Regions from separate parts of the Homo sapiens genome. Here region 2 is linked to region 1. Evidence: read pairs that join two places in POLR2A ChIA-PET (ENCODE). Cell type or tissue: OCI-LY7. All regions are shown on one strand. Region 1 overlaps OGFOD3 (2-oxoglutarate and iron dependent oxygenase domain containing 3). Region 2 overlaps NARF (nuclear prelamin A recognition factor).

Region 1 (2,500 bases):
CCCCTCCCGCCTGGGGCTGCGCTGACGGCTATTGTGTCCTCTGCAGGGAGGTGCGGCAGAAGGTCCAGCTCACCATTGCTGAGGCTTTTGGCATCAGCGCATCCTCGCTGCATCTGACCAAGCCCACCTTCTTCTCCCGCATAAACAGCACGGAAGCGCGGACGGCGCACGACGAGTACTGGCATGCGCACGTGGACAAGGTGAGCGCGCCCGTGGGCAGGGTGAGCGTGCCCGTGGACAAGGTGAGCGTGCCCGTGGGCACGGTGAGTGCGCACGTGGGCAGGGTGAGCGCGCTCGTGGACAAGGTGAGCGTGCCCGTGGGCAGGGTGAGTGCGTACGTGGGCAGGGTGAGTACGCACGTGGGCAGGGTGAGCGCGCATGTGGACAGGGTGAGCGCGCATGTGGTCAAGGTGAGGCCTGTTCTCCCGTGGCCTGGGGCTACCTACCACAGGGCTGTCTTTTGCAGCATCCGCCTGCTGTGTGCATGGTGTTAGGATTGATTGGTTGAGACAGAGTCTCGCTCTGTCGCCCAGGATGGAGTGCAGTGGCGCGATTCGGCTCACTGCAACCTCTGCCTCCCGGGTTCAGGCGATTCTCCTGCCTCAGCCTCCCGAGTAGCTGGGACTACAGGCATGCCCCACCAGGCCTCGCTAATTTTTGTATTTTTAGTAGAGACGAGGTTTCACCATGTTGGCCAGGATAGTCTCAAAATCCTGAGCTCAGGCAATCCTCCTTCCTTGGCCCCCCAAAGTGCTGGGATTACAGGTGTGAGCCACCATGCCCGGTGGGTGTAAGCATTTAGATGTCTTCCTCTCTGAGGTTTCAGGGCACACCCTCAATCTCACTGATGGAGTTGGAGAAATAAAATTTCTCATTTGATGGTGACAAGAAGAAGTGGAGAACCCGGCCCACACGGCCTGTGGTTACCCCATTGTTATTTATTAACAGACTGATGCTTAACCTCTTACGGCAGATGGTCTCTGCTCAGCCACTCATGCTCTCTGTGGCCCAGGTCTCTGTGTTGTCTCTGGGAGCCTTCTTTTACCACTTTCTATCTTTCTTTCTTTTATTTCTTTTGAGTTACAGCTTCACTCTGTCACCCAGGCTGGAGTGCAGGTGTGCAGTCATGGCTTACTGCAACTTTGACCTCCCAGGCTCAAGCCATCCTGCTGCCTCAGCCTGGGACTGAGACTATAGCTGGGACCACAGGTGCGTGCCCCGACGCCTGGCTCGTTTTTCTATTTTTGTAGACACAGGGTTTCACTATGCTGCCCAGGCTGGCCTGACCTCCTGGGCTGAAGCAATCCTCCCGCCTCAGCCTCCCAAGGTGCTGGGATTACAGGCGAGAGCCATTACCCATCCCATTTCTTTTCTTTCTTTTTTTTTTTTAAGATGGAGTTTCACTCTTGATGCCCAGGCTGGAGTGCAATGGTGCGATTTCAGCTCACTGCAACCTCCACCTCTTGGGTTCAAGTGATTCTCCTGTCTCAGCCTCCCAAGTAGCTGGGATTACAGGCACATGCCACCACGCTCGGCTAATTTTTGTATTTTTAGTAGAGATGGGGTTTCATTGTATTGGTCAGGCTGCTCTTAAACTCCTGACCTCAGGTGATCTGCCCACCTTGGCCTCCCAAAGTGCTGGGATTACAAGCGTGAGCTACCATGCCCAGCCTTTTCTTTCTTTCTTTCTTTCTTTTTTTTTTTGAGACAGTCTTGTTCTGTTGCCCAGGTTGGAGTGCAGTTGTGTGATCTTGGCTTACTACAACCTCCGCCTCCTGGGTTCAAGCGGTTCTCCTGCCCCAGCCTCCCAAGTAGCTGGGACTACAGGCATGCACCACCACGCCCAGCTAATTTTTGTATTTTTATTAGAGACAGGGTTTCACCATGTTGGCCAGGCAGGCCTCAAACTCCTGACCTCAAGCAATCCACCTGCCTCGGCCTCCCAAAGTGCTGGGATTACAGGTGTGAGCCACCGCACCTGGCCCTTAATAAAAGATTTTAGAAGATAAAAGTAAAGCACGGCTAATACAAAGAATGGTATTATAGCAATTCTTTAAGGGTGATTTTTATGGTGTAGAAGCTGTGAGTTCCCTTCATACAGTCAACCTGGATGGAAGTGGTTGAATGGCACTGTGAGCCCTGGAGCTGAAGCTCAAATAGAAGATTAAAGCCAGAAAGCACATGGCTGGGGAGATTAGGACTCTTGCTGCCCCACCATGCCCGCTGTGACAGAGGAAGGAATGGCAGTTAGATGACCAGCTTTCTGTGCCGTGTGACATTTGTTACTAAATTATTCTTCAAGGGCAGTCTTTGTTTTTTTTTTTTTTTTTTTTGAGATGGAGTCTTGCTCTGCCACCCAGGCTGGAGTGCTGTGGCGCGATCTCAGCTCACTGCAACCTCTGCCTCCCAGGTTCAAGCCATTCTCCTGCCTCAGCCTCCTGAGTAGCTGGGATTACAGGTGCGTGCCACTGCGGCCGGCTAATTTTTGTATTTTTAGTAG
Region 2 (2,500 bases), 78 kb before region 1:
ATGGCTGGACATGGTTCTTCTGACAGCCCACCGCGCATGTTTTATTTTGTCAACGTAAGCAGATGGCCCCTGGGCCCTTCCTCTGAGAGTGAAGGATGGCCGTGCTGAGGACCCTTCTATCCCTCATCCTTCAACACCCCTGCCACATCACCCCACAGGGAGCCTGTGCCTATGGGGTGGGGACCTTTCCAGAGGCGTCTGCGTGCTAGAATTTCAAGTCAGGGGCCTGTGAGGGACATTGGCGCCCTTAAAGATTGTCCCTGAGAGCTGACCTCTCTGCCTCATCTACCACTGATCTAAATACCTGCAGGGACCTGTTTTCAGAGACCAATTAAAACAGTTCCGCCAGAATTTTAACAAAGTCTTAAGCTTCCCCCACCAACTGATGTCAACATTCTTCTGAATGGGTTCTACATAATTCCAGGGAATCACTTCCATCCACAACACACACAGAACTCACTGTAGGCTCTTAACATCTGAAAGGAGTGGCCAATACCGTGGTAAAGGCAATATCACTGGAGCAAACGTGCCTTTTTCATTTTATTCTGAATGAAAAAAACTTCACTTGTGTTTTAAGTGCAGACTTGGTTTGTGATTAGGAGACCCGCTATGGCTATAGACAACTTTCCCACCAAGAGATAAGTACCTTACATGGACTGTAATGTAAAGTTAGGGCCACCACACTGCCCAAGTGGTTCTCCCAGGACCTGATTTATCTTTTTTTTTTTTTTTTGAGACAAAGTTTTACTCTTGTTGCCCAGGCTGGAGGGTAATGGCGCGATCTCGGCTTACTGCAACCTCTGCCTCCCGGGTTCAAGCGATTCTCCTGCCTCAGCCTCCCGAGCAGCTGGGATTACAGGCATGTGCCACCATGCCCGGCTAGTTTTTTGTAGTTTTAGTAGAGACGGGGTTTCTCCATGTTGGTCAGGCTGGTCTCGAACTCCTGACCTCAGGTGATCCACCTGCCTTGGCCTCCCAGTGCTTAGATTACAGGCGTGAGCCACTGTGCCCAGCTGAGACCTGATTTATCTTGAGGAAGATGCACAGAGGAGACAGGAGGCTAGATCGAACATGACCCTTCTCTTCACCTGCAGTTAAGCCCCTAGGACCCTCAGCTGTCAGTAACTTCAGACAAGCGACCACATTGGCAGGCACTGAGATGGCTCTGGGACACAGATCTGCCTGGCTCTGGTGTGTACTGGCCAGTAGGAGATTACCCCAGCGCCCAGGTGCACCCCCGCCCACCTCTCACCTGATGTTAACACGCAGTCAGCGCCCCGGGAGCCATGCAAAGCAGGGGGAAGGCTTTCCTGAAGAGCCTCCAGCTTCTTGTCATAACAAGGGGCCACAATGACGTGGAAAATCTTCTCTGGAGACAGGTTCTGTGGGAGAGGGGCACCCATATTTAGGGCTGGTGAAGAGGTGACGGCAGCTTACGCTTGGTGCCCAGAACAAGAGGGATGGGAGACCGAATGCCCCCTGCTGCTGCCCTCCAGACACTGCATGCTGCACTCTTTTTTTTTTTTTTTTTTTGAAATGGAGTCTTGCTCTGTCACCAGGTTGGAGTGCAGTGGCGTGATCTCAGCTCACTGCAAACTCTGCCTCCCGGGTTCAAGCGATTCTCCTGCCTCAGCCTCCCGAGTAGCTGGGACTACAGGCGCATGCCGCCACGCCTGGCTAATTTTTTGTACTTTAGTAGAGATGGGGTTTCACCGTGTTGCCCAGGCTGGTCTCAAACTCCTGAGCTCAGGCAATCTGCCCGCCTCGGCCTCCAAAGTACTAGAATTACAGGCGTGAGCCATCGAGCCTGGCTGCATGCAGCACTTTCTTGGGGCTGGGACTGTTGTGGGTCTGAGGCCGGGCCCCACAGATGAAAGTGCTGTAGCCACATCTGGCTCCCATCCCCTCTTCAACTCTACCGAGCACCAGCACTCCATCCATGTCTGTCTGCTGCCTCCCTCAGGACTGGGTGTGGTCCTCCCAAACATCTGCAAAGCCCCCCAGCCAGTGGAGCCTCCTGGAAGAACCGGGAAGGCTGAGCCCATTTCCTCCTGAACCTGTGCACATGGGGACAAAACAAGTAAGAGGAAGTCCAGCCGGCGTGGAGCTGTTGCTGGTCCAGCATGGAGCCATTGCAGGAGGCCTGAGTGAGTGTGTGTGTGTGTGTGTGTGTGCGCGCGCTGGCTACTTCACCCACAGACTTTCCTGAATCTTCCCAAGCGATGCCCACCCAAGCTACCCCTCTCCTGGGTCCACACAGAGCAGGTGCCTGTGGCTGGGCCTGAACTGGTGGCAAAGCCAGGAGCCAGCAGTTGCCAAGTGACCCTGTGGTGAGGTCTGGGTGGAAAGGACCCACTCAGGGCAGGGGCGGAGCAAAAGAGGAAACCCGCCCCTGGTTGCAGCTGTGCCAGGTGGTCAGGTGAGAGGCTGCTGGAGGCCGGGTCTCTGCGGCTGCCCCTCATGGCACCTACAGGAGGACACATAGCTCTGGGCTCCATCC

What was found. ChIA-PET counts read pairs that join two places held together with the same protein. Peaks named below come from ENCODE experiments on the same cell type or tissue, not always from the same donor. Only the 100,000 strongest peaks of a DNase experiment are listed, where the experiment ranks them.
Region 2: POLR2A ChIA-PET joins it to region 1 with 5 read pairs; 2 of 35 experiments call an interaction of 5 or more read pairs at or near these places.

Annotation. Positions count from the first base shown.
Region 1 is chr17:82,401,637-82,404,136 of GRCh38, reverse strand. OGFOD3 (2-oxoglutarate and iron dependent oxygenase domain containing 3) reads left to right here. Exons shown (of 9, transcript NM_024648.3): 7 at 47-200. Among named protein-coding and RNA genes, the nearest start is that of HEXD, 15 kb to the left of the region's middle. In OCI-LY7, no CTCF peak of the experiment used is centred here; a DNase peak (open chromatin) is centred at 1,166; H3K27ac peaks cover 1,773 bases.
Region 2 is chr17:82,479,964-82,482,463 of GRCh38, reverse strand. NARF (nuclear prelamin A recognition factor) reads right to left here. Exons shown (of 11, transcript NM_012336.4): 7 at 1,253-1,382. Among named protein-coding and RNA genes, the nearest start is that of TRX-CAT1-8, 14 kb to the left of the region's middle. In OCI-LY7, a CTCF peak has its summit at 1,480 (motif pointing left); a DNase peak (open chromatin) is centred at 1,463.